Regions from separate parts of the Homo sapiens genome. Here region 1 is linked to region 2. A link is a contact called in ENCODE Hi-C or POLR2A ChIA-PET data. All regions are on one chromosome and are shown on one strand. Each heading gives the region's core, a stretch centred on a gene start or an enhancer-like site at or near the end of the contact. The rest is flanking DNA. Distances are from core to core; before and after follow the strand shown. Region 1 overlaps BDP1 (BDP1 general transcription factor IIIB subunit). Region 2 has its middle 40 kb from the start of CARTPT.

Region 1 (5,766 bases), core at 505-3,004, 220 kb after region 2:
TCTGTGGTTATAAGCTATCAAGTTTGTGGTGCAAAGAGTACCCGACTTAAAATTTTTTTATTTTAGGCCGGGCACGGTGGCTCACACCTGTAATCCCAGCATTTTGGGAGGCCAAGGTGGGCAGATCACCTGAGGTCAGAAGTTCGAGACCAGCCTGACCAACATGGTGAAACCCCATCTCTACTAAAAATACAAAAATTAGTTGGATGTGGTGGCGGGCGCTTGTAATCCCAGCTACTCTGGAGGCTGAGGCAGGAGAATCACTTGAAACTGGGAGGCGGAGGGTGCAGTGAGCCTCCAAGATTGCGCCATTGCACTCCAGCCTGGGCAACAGAGTGAGACTCTGTCTTTAAAAAAAAAAAAAAAATTGTTATTTTATGATGGGTTTATCAGGACATAATCTCCTCATAAGTCGAGGAGCATCTGTACTTTGTTACAGTGATCCTAGGAAACTAATACAGAAAGAAGTAAAACTATCTTTATTTGCAGATGACATGATTTGACAAATAGAAAATCCTAAGGAATCCACCAAAGAAGTTGCAGGATATAAAGCTAATATACAAAAATCATTTTTATTTCTACACACTTGCAACGAACAATCCAAAAATGAAATTAAGAAAACAATCCCAGGCCGGGCACGGTGGCTCATGCCTGTAATCCCAGCACTGTGGGAGGCAGAGGCGGGTGGATCACCTGAGATCAGGAGTTCGAGACCAGCCTGACCAACATGGAGAAACCCCGTGTCTACGAAAAATACAAAATTAGCAGGGCGTGGTGGCATATGCCTGTAATCCCAGCTACTCGGGAAGCTGAGACAGGAGAATTGCTTGAACCAGGGAGACAGAGGTTGTGGTGAGCCAAGATCGCGCCATTGCACTCCAGCCTGGGCAACAAGAGGAAAACTCCGTCTCAAAATGTGGTGGGCGCCTGTAGTCCCAGCTACTTGGGAAGCTGAGGCAGGAGAATGGTGTGAACCCAGGAGGCGGAGCTTGCAGTGAGCTGAGATCATGCCACTGCACTCCATCCTGGGCGACAGACGAGACTCCATCTCAACAACAACAACAAAAAAAAAACTTACTACAAAGTAACAGTAATCAATATAGCATCACCAGCATGAGAACAGACATATAGATCTATGCAACAGAATTGAGAATTCAGAAATAAACCCATACATCTATGGTCAGCTGATTTTTGATAAGGGTGCCAAGACTATTCAATGGGGAAAGAATAGTCTTTTCGAATAAATGGTGATAGGACAAATGGATAGCAACATGCAAAAGACATAAGTTGGATAATGAGGTTATCCATGTATAAAAATAAACTCAAAATGGATCAAAGACTTAAACGTAAAAGCAAAAATCATCTTTTAGAAGAAAAATGGGTAAATCTTCATGACCTTGGGTTTGACAAAGGACTCAGATCTGACAACAGAAGCATGAGCAACAAATGAAAAAACAGATTAACTGAACTTCATCAAAATTTAAAACTTTTTGCTTTAAAGGAAATCAAGAAAGTGAAAAGACAACCCCACAGAAAGGGAGGAAATATTTGCAAATCATATACCTGCTAAGCAACTTTTATCTAGATTATATAAAGACTCCTTACAACTCAATAATAAAAAGACAAATAGCACAATAAAAGAAAAACAGACAAAAGATTTGAATAGACATTTCTCAAAGATGATATACAAATGGCCAATAGGAACATAAAATGTGCCTGACATCATTAGTCACCAAGGAAATACAAATCAAAACCACAATGTGACACCACTTCACACTCACTAGGACAGCTAGATCCAAAAAGTCAAGCCAGACACAGTGGCTCATGCCTGTAATCCCAACACTTTGGAAGGCTGAGGTAAAAGTATCACTTGAGGACAGGAGTACGAGACCAGCCTGAACAACACAGCAAGACCCCACCTCTACAAAAAAAAAAAATTAGCTGGGCATGGTGGCACACACCTGCAGTCCCAGCTACTTGGGATGCTGAGTGGAGAGGATCATTTACACTCAGGAGGTCAAAGCTGTAGTGTGCTACAATTGTGTTACTGCACTCTAGTTTGGGTGACAATGCAAGGCCGTCTCAAAAAAAAAAAAAAAAATCCACCGAACAAAAAAAAAAGTGAAATAACAAGTGCCGGCAAGGACATGGAAGAACAGGAACCCTCATAAACTGCTGGTGGGAATGTAAAAGGGTATAGCTACTTTGGAAAACAGTTTGGCAGTTCCTCAACTGATGAAACATAGAGTTACCATATGACTCAGCAATTACATTTTTAGAAATGTACCCAAGAGAAATAAAAACATATTGTACACAAACACTTCTACATGAATGTTTACAGCAGCATTATGTATAACACACAAAAAATGAAAATAATCCAAATGTTCATGAATGGATGAATGGATATACAAAATGTACCATATCCATATGGAATATTATTAGGCTACAAAAAGTAAGGAAGTACCACTACATGCTGCAACATAGATGAACAGTAAAAAATGTTACATTAAGTGAAAAAAGCCAGACACAAATGATCAGATTTTATAATTTCATGTCTAGGAAACATCTAGAACAGGCAAATCTATAAAGACAGAAGGCAAATTATTGGTTCCCCAGGCCAGTGAGGGTTGGGAGGAAAGGAGTAGTGACTGCTAATAAGGTTTCTTTTTGAGGTGATGAAAATGTCCTAAAATTGACTGTGATAATGTTTGCACGATACTAGAAGTCACTTAATTGTGCACTTTAAATAATGAGAAAATCATATGGTGTGTAAATTATATGTCAATAAAGCTGTTTTTAAAAAGTTACAATTTCAAGCCTCCGCTTGCAAAGGCAAATAAATACCAATAATGGAAGAGTGCAAATAAAACGCAACAGAATATATTTTAACTTGTTTATACTTAGTATAAATTTAATGCAACTGAATTTTAATGTAAAAGTCTATGAGGATATTAAGAGCTCTGCCCACAAACAAACAAAATCATTGCTTTCACTAGTTTTTACTACTCAGACTAACAGCTCCTTACAAAGAGAAATTAGCTAAGTAAAGTGTTTATAAACCTAAAGCTATCAAAAGGAACCTCCAGTCTTTTCAAAGTAAACAAAGAATAAAAGGCCAAAACATATTAAAATGGATGCTTACAAACGGTACACTCAAATTTTCTTCTTGTTTCATTTCTTCAGTAGTCACATCTGTGTTTGGTAGCTCATGTTCAACAACAGCTATGCATCCTACATCTGGGACATTCACAGTTATTTCAAGCTGTCAAAATAAAGTTTTATCATTTCATTTTGGCATATTATAAACAGCAAAACAAAGCCTCATCTTCAACATGAATAAGTAAGATGAAACGCTAAAATGAAGAAATAATCCACATTCATACATAACTTAAAAAATGGAATGGAGTAATTCTTTTATTGACTGACAGCAACTTGGCAAAAGTAAAACATTTAAAATTTTTGAGGTGGCTGTGACTATTAAAACCAGTAAGCAAATTTTCTAAGACTCATCTTCTTAGTGCCTGGCATTTCATTTTCCATTTTCTTCACTTTGTCCTCACTTTCCCCCTAATTTCTCTGTTCAGTCTGTTAACATTTATAGAAGGCTAGGTGTACAGGGATATAAAGTCAAATAAGATAAGTGTAGTCCCTATCCTCAATGAATTCACAATCTAACAGAAAAGCAGACATGTAATCAACTAATTATATACGGTCATAAATGCTATCTATAATGAGTTGAAAGCCCTTAGAAGTATTTATCGGGCCAGGCGCAGTGGCTCACGCCTGTAATCCCAGCACTTTGGGAGGCCGAGGCAGGTGGATCACCTGAGGTCAGGAGTTCAAGACCAGCCTGGCCAACACAGCGAAGCCCCATCTCTACTAAAAATACAAAAATTAGCCGGGCATGGTGGTGCCTGCCTGTAGTCCCAGCTACTGGGGAGGCTGAGGCAGGAGAATCGCTTGAACCCAGGAGGTGGAGGTTGCATTGAGCCGAGATTATGCCACTGCACTCTAGCTTGGGCAACAGAGTGACAAGTTGTTCTCAAAAATAAATAAATAAATAAATAAAATATTTATCATACCACTGCCCCCACACCAACTCCCTTCTCCCAAAACCCCAAAGCCTGCACGATTCTTGATACCCAGGGCAACAGCCATGTAAAATAAGAAGTTCACTCATATTTACTCTTCATTTGTGAGTCCTATTACTTAAAGAGCCGTGTAATCTGAGCACTAAAAAGGTATTTACCTACTAGAATACATACAATATAGTCTGGTTCTTATTATCTTATTTTTTTGTTTTTCTTTTGTTATTCTGAGGCAGGGTCTCACTCATGTCACCCCAGCTGCGGTGGTGCGATGATGGCCACAACACCTGGGCCTATTCTCTTATTAACAGAAAAAAACAGTATAAAACGTTGTATGGCTGAGTAGAAACTGTGAGTAAAGAGTCAAGTCTGAGAATCTGCCTTCAAGACATACGTTATTTTTTTTTTGAGACAAAGCCTCACTCTATCGCCCAAGCTGCGGTGCAGTGGCACTATCAGGGTTCACTACAGCCTCAACCTCTCAGGCTCAAGCAATCCTCCCGCCTCAGCCCTCCAAGTAGCTGGGACTACAGGCATGTGCCACCATGCCTAATTTTTGTATTTTTTGTAAAGATGAGGTTTCGCCATGTTGCCTAGTCTGGTCTCGAACTCCTGCACTCAAGCGATCTGCCCACCTTGGCTTCCCAAAGTGCTGGGACTATGGGCATGAGACCCTGTGCCCAGCCAACATATTTGTTATAATTACATTTGTATGTACCACATCTGTTTCCTCAGATACAAAATTTAGAGAAAAATCTTTGGTAATATCTGACAGGACTGGGATGAACCAAAAAATTCAAGTGAGCACGGGGGCACATGCCTGTAGTTCTAGCTACTCGGAGGCTGAGGTGTGAGGGTCGCTTGAGCCTAGGAGTTTGAGGCCAGCCTGGACAACACAGCAAGATCTTGTCTCCAAAAAAATGAATTTAAAAACAATAGGCCAGGCACGGTAGCTCATGCCTGTAATCCCAGCACTTTGGGAGGCTGAGGTTGGCAGATTGTTTGAGCTCAGGAGTTTGAGACCAGCCTGGACAACATGGTAAAACCCCATCTCTATTGAAAATAAAATAAAAAAAAAATTAGCCGGGTGTGGTGGTTGTGCACCTGTAGTCCCAGCTACTCAGGAGGCTGAGGTGGGAGGATTGCTTGAGCCTGGGAGGCGGGGGTTGCAGCAAGCTGAAATCATGCCACTGCACTCCAGCCTGGGCAATGGAGTAAGACCCTATCTCAAAAAAATAAAAATAAAGAAAAGAAAAATAAATAAATGTAACAAAAAAAAATTTTAAAGTTCAGATGATTTGAGAAGAAAAAATACTTCTTGAAGAGTTGGGACTGGATGGGAAAAGGGAATATTCTATAAAGTAAAAGTTGGTTTTTTAAGCATCATACAGTTTATTTTAAAAAAGACTTGCAATTCACATAACATACAGTTAACCCACTTAAGGTGTACAATTCAATGTATTTTGGGATATTCACAGATATGTGCAATCATCACCACATTCAAATGTGGAACATTTTTGTCACTTCAAAAATAAACCTTATACCCATTAGCTATCTCTCCCTTAACCCCTCTCTTCCCCATCTGCCAAAACCTAGGCAACCATTAATCTACTTTCTGTCTCTGTGGACTTCCTTATTTTGGACATTTCATATGAATGGAATCACACAGTATGCGATA
Region 2 (5,792 bases), core at 2,800-5,299:
ATGAGCATGGAATGTTCTTCCATTTGTTTGTATCCTCTTTTATTTCATTGAGCAGTGGTTTGTAGTTCTCCTTGAAGAGGTCCTTCACATCCCTTGTAAGTTGGATTCCTAGGTATTTTATTCTCTTTGAAGCAATTGTGAATGGGAGTTCACTCATGATTTGGCTCTCTGTCTGTCTGTTATTGGTGTATAAGAATGCTTGTGATTTTTGTACATTGATTTTGTATTCTGAGACTTTGCTGAAGTTGCTTATCAGCTTGAGGAGATTTTGAGCTGAGACAATGGGGTTTTCTAGATACACAATCATGTCATCTGCAAACAGGGACAATTTGACTTCCTCTTTTCCTAATTGAATACCCTTTATTTCCTTCTCCTGCCTGATTGCCCTGGCCAGAAATTCCAACACTATGTTGAATAGGAGTGGTGAGAGAGGGCATCCCTGTCTTGTGCCTGTTTTCAAAGGGAATGCTTCCAGTTTTTGCCCATTCAGCATGATATTGGCTGTGGGTTTGTCATAGATAGCTCTTATTATTTTGAGATACGTCCCATCAACACTTAATTTATTGAGAGATTTTAGCATGAAGCGTTGTTGAATTTTGTCAAAGGACTTTTCTGCATCTATTGAGATAATCATGTGGTTTTTGTCTTTGGTTCTGTTTATATGCTGGATTACATTTATTGATTTGCATATGTTGAACCAGCCTTGCATCCCAGGGATGAAGCCCACTTGATCATGGTGGATAAGCTTTTTGATGTGTTGCTGGATTCGGTTTGCCAGTATTTTATTGAGGATTTTTGCATCGATGTTCATCAAGGCTATTGGTCTAAAATTCTCTTTTTTGGTTGTGTCTCTGCCAGGCTTTGGTATCAGGATGATGCTGGCCTCATAAAATGAGTTAGGGAGGATTCCCTCTTTTTCTATTGATTGGAATAGTTTCAGAAGGAATGGTACCAGCTCCTCTTTGTACCTCTGGTAGAATTCGGCTGTGAATCCATCTGGTCCTGGACTTTTTTTGGTTGGTAAGCTATTGATTATTGCCTGAATTTCAGAGCCTGTTATTGGTCTATTCAGAGATTCAACTTCTTCCTGGTTTAGTCTTGGGAGGATGTATGTGTCGAGGAATTTATCCATTTCTTCTAGATTTTCTAGTTTATTTGCATAGAGGTGTTTGTAGTATTCTCTGATGGTAGTTTGTATTTCTGTGGGATCGGTGGTAATATCCCCTTTATCATTTTTTATTGTATCTATTTGATTCTTCTCTCTTTTCTTCTTTATTAGTCTTGCTAGCGGTCTATCAATTTTGTTGATCCTTTCAAAAAACCAGCTCCTGGATTCATTAATTTTTTGAAGGGTTTTTTGTGTCTCTATTTCCTTCAGTTCTGCTCTGATCTTAGTTATTTCTTGCCTTCTGCTAGCTTTTGAATGTGTTTGCTCTTGCTTTTCTAGTACTGGTACCAAAACAGAGATATAGACCAATGGACAGAATAGACCCCTCAGAAATAATGCCGCATATCTACAACTATCTCATCTTTGACAAACCTGACAAAAACAAGAAATAGGGAAAGGATTCCCTATTTAATAAATGGTGCTGGGAAAACTGGCTAGCCATATGTAGAAAGCTGAAACTGGATCCCTTCCTTACACCTTATACAAAAATCAATTCAAGATGGATTAAAGACTTAAACGTTAGACCTAAAACCATAAAAACCCTAGAAGAAAACCTAGGCAATACCATTCAGGACATAGACATGGGCAAGGACTTCATGTCTAAAACACCAAAAGCAATGGCAACAAAAGCCAAAATTGACAAATGGGATCTAATTAAACTAAAGAGCTTCTGCACAGCAAAAGAAACTACCATCAGAGTGAACAGGCAACCTACAGAATGGGAGAAAATTTTTGCAACCTACTCATCTGACAAAGGGCTAATATCCAGAATCTACAATGAACTAAAACAAATTTACAAGAAAAAAACAAACAACCCCATCAAAAAGTGGGCGAAGGACATGAACAGACACTTCTCAAAAGAAGACGTTTATGCAGCCAAAAAACACATGAAAAAATGCTCATCATCACTGGCCATCAGAGAAATGCAAATCAAAACCACAATTAGATAACATCTCACACCAGTTAGAATGGCGATCATTAAAAAGTCAGGAAACAACAGGTGCTGGAGAGGATGTGGAGAAATAGGAACACTTTTACACTGTTGGTGGGACTGTAAACTAGTTCAACCATTGTGGAAGTCAGTGTGGCGATTCCTCAGGGATCTAGAACTAGAAATACCATTTGACCCAGCCATCCCATTAGTGGGTATATACCCAAAGGATTATAAATCATGCTGCTATAAAGACACATGCACACGTATGTTTATAGCGGCACTATTCACAATAGCAAAGACTTGGAACCAACCTAAATGTCCAACAACGATAGACTGGATTAAGAAAATGTGGCACATATACACCATGGAATACTATGCAGCCATAAAAAATGATGAGTTCATGTCCTTTGCAGGGACATGGATGAAACTGGAAACCATCATTCTCAGCAAACTATCGCAAGGACAAAAAACCAAACACCTCATGTTCTCACTCATAGGTGGGAATTGAACAATGAGAACACATGGACACAGGAAGGGGAACATCACACACCAGGGACTGTTATGGGGTGGGGTGAGAGGGGAGGGATAGCATTAGGAGATATACCTAATGCTAAATGACGAGTTAATGGGTGCAGCACACCAACATGGCACATGTATACATATGTAACAAACCTGCACGTTGTGCACATGTACCCTAGAACTTAAAGTATAATAATAATAAAATTTAAAAAAAAAAGATGGGCAAAGGACCTGAGAAGACATTTCTCAAAAAAAAAAAAAAAAAAAGACATACAAATGGCCAGCAGGTATATTTTACAATGCTCACTTCACTCACTAATCATCAGGGAAAGGCAAATCAAACCCACAGTGAGATACCATCTCACATCTGTTAGAATGTTTATTATCAAATATATGAAATATAACAAGTGTTGGTAAGAATGTGATGAAAAGGGAACCCTTGTACACTGTTGGTGAGAATGTAAATTAGTATAACCATCATGGAAAACCGTATTGAGCTTCCTCAAATATTAAAAATAGAACTACCACATGATCCAGCAATCCCACTACTGGGTGTACATCCAAAGGAAGTGAAATCAGTATGTCTCAGAGACATCTGCATTTCCATGTTCATTGCAGCACTATTTACAATAGCCAAGTTAAGGAATCAACCTCAGTGTTCACCAGTGGATGAATGGGTGAAGAAAATGTGGTATATATACACAATAGAACATGATTCTGCTTTGAAAAGAAGAAAATCTTGTCATTTGTAACAACATGGATCAACCTGAAAGACATTATGCTAAGTGGAATAAGCCAGGCCCAGAAAGACAAATACTGCATGAGAGGTTCCATTTATATGTGGAATCTCAAAAAGTAGAACTCATGGAAGTAGAGAGTAGAATGGTGGTTGCCAGGGGCTGGAGGGCAGGGAAGTGGGGGTCTGTCTGGGGACACACAAAGTTTCAGTTAGATAAGAGGAATAAGCTCAAGAGATCTATTGCACATCATGTTGACTATAGTTAATAATAATATATTGCATATTTGAAGTTTGCTAAGAGAGTAGAGTTTAAGTTTTCAGCACAAAAAAAAATGCTAAGCATGTGAGGTACTGCATACGTTAATCTACTTGATTCAGCTATACCATAATGTTTACGTATATCAAGACATCATGTTATACACCATAAGCATATACAAGTTTTATTTGTCAATTTAGAAAATAAAAAATCACAGCTGAAACACCTATATGGCTTGGGTAGATCCTGTCCCTGACTGCGGTGTTCTCTTTCTGCTGCAGAGGGCAGTGGAAGACCAGTCTCTTCGGTGCCTGGCCTCAGCATTTTAGAGCAGGACTACTCAGAACTGCGTCAAGGCCAGCGTTCAACGTGACAACTCTTTCTTCCACGGCAGGTTCATCGTGAGGTTAAAGACCCATGACCCCAGAGACTGGGCCTGTTTCCCTGCTCTTCCCATATGAATCAGACATTAAAAGCAAGAGCTGCTAAAATAAAAATGATTAAGCCCTGCCAAGTCTGTGATTCTGGAAGTGGTGAATATGACGTTTCTTAGGGGTGGGGGTTCTGGGGATACGTCTACAAGTAAGTCCTCTTCCTGTCTGTGGCACAGCCTTCTTCACACCCAAGAGGGGCACCTTTATTCCTTTCCACACACACAAGATTTTAACCGTAGCTGCTTTCCTTAGAATAATGCCTCTCATGCTAAACAGATTCCTCACTATCGTCTCACTTTCCAGCTGAGAACTGGTGGCCCTGCATCCAGAGCAGGCACATGGCTCCAGAACGGCTCTGGACACTGCTGTGGATCCAAGCAGCAACTACCCTCTTGCTGTTGTTACTAGTTGATACTTTGCAGAAATGGCATCAGACCCCTCCTATGGATCTTGACTTTCCTGTTGTTCAGTCGGCAGTGGGTTGCAGATACTTTTCATGCAGCTTTACGAACCTATGGATCTGCCTCATCCTCTGCACCTGTTGTACCCATTCCCTATGTGCTCACATTAAAGTGCTCCCCTGCCAATGAATATTTGGGCTGTTTCTATTCTGGGTTGTTTTTTATTTTTAATTTTTGTAGGTACATAGTGGGTGTATATATTTATGGGGTACATGAGATATTTTGACACAGGCATGCAATGTGTAATAATCACATCATGGTAAATAAGGTATCCATCTCCTCAAACATTTATCCTTTGTGTTACAAACAATCCAATTACACATTTTTAGTTATTTTAATGTAGAATTAAATTATTTTTTACTATAGTCACTCTGTTGTGCTAGAAAATACTAGGTCTTACTCATTCTTTCTATTTTTTGTACCCATTAACCCTCCTCACTTCCTCCACCTCCCCCTACTACTCTTCCCAGTCTCTGGTAACCATCCTACTCCCTAGCTCCATGAGTACAATTGTTTTAATTTTTAGCTCCCACAAATAAATAAGAATATGCAAAGCTTGTCTTTCTGTGCCTGGCTTGTGGTTTTTTGTTTGTTTGTTTGTTTGTTTGTTTTACAGAGTCTCACTCTGTCACCCAGGCTGGAGCGCAGTGGCATGATCTCAGCTCACCGCAACCTCTGCCTCCCAGGTTCAAGCAATTCTCCTGCCTCAGCCTCCTGAGTAGCTGGGATTACAGGTGAGCACCACCACACCTGGCTAATTTTTGTATTTTTAGTAGAGACAGGGTTTCACCATGTTGGCCAGGCTGGTCTCAAACTCCTGGCCTCAAGTGATCTGCCCACCTTAGCCTCCCAAAGGGCTGGGATTACAGGTGTGAGCCACCAGGCCCAGCTGATTGTTTCTAGTTTTTATTATCATAAATAATATTGCACTGAATAGCTGCACATCTGTAAATATTTTGCCACAGTACGTTCTAAGAAGTAAAATTGCTGGACATAAGATATACAACTTTAAAATTTCAATATGATTTTAAGCCTCTCTCCACCTGACCTTGGGCATGATGAGCAGATGGAAAAAGGTCCACAGAGCCCAGCAGCAACATGTCTAGGACACCTCCGCCTGCACAGGGGGCAGAGCCTGTTCCCTTGAGAGTTTCTGAAGTGGGCTCCACAACAGATTTTTAAAAACCCTCAGTGGACAAAAGTCTACTCACGCTGCTTTGGTAGAATTGGACATAGCCAAGGAGCTCATCAGAAAAGGAGCTGCTAGTCACAGGCAGCAAC

Evidence for each region. Hi-C counts contacts between places; a loop is a spot of excess contacts on that map. ChIA-PET counts read pairs that join two places held with the same protein, here RNA polymerase II (POLR2A). Pooled maps may share reads with other maps.
Region 1: a loop to region 2 is called in a map of PC-3, with 7 times the contacts of the local background. The contact joins two enhancer-like sites. A Hi-C loop is called at or near these places in 5 of 168 maps with a recorded cell type or tissue (Caco-2, GM12878, HepG2 and 2 more) and 9 of 50 pooled maps. POLR2A ChIA-PET finds 5 or more read pairs at or near these places in 1 of 52 experiments (T-cell).

Annotation. Positions count from the first base shown.
Region 1 is chr5:71,529,804-71,535,569 of GRCh38, reverse strand. BDP1 (BDP1 general transcription factor IIIB subunit) reads right to left here. Exons shown (of 39, transcript NM_018429.3): 26 at 3,143-3,262. Among named protein-coding and RNA genes, the nearest start is that of MCCC2, 55 kb to the left of the region's middle. RefSeq lists a silencer at 3,501-3,701. Within about 2 kb of position 1,754, at least 2 of the 41 ENCODE cell types and tissues checked have a DNase peak (open chromatin) inside an H3K27ac peak, as active enhancers do.
Region 2 is chr5:71,756,233-71,762,024 of GRCh38, reverse strand. It overlaps the pseudogene LOC100422013. Among named protein-coding and RNA genes, the nearest start is that of CARTPT, 40 kb to the right of the region's middle. Within about 2 kb of position 4,049, at least 3 of the 41 ENCODE cell types and tissues checked have a DNase peak (open chromatin) inside an H3K27ac peak, as active enhancers do.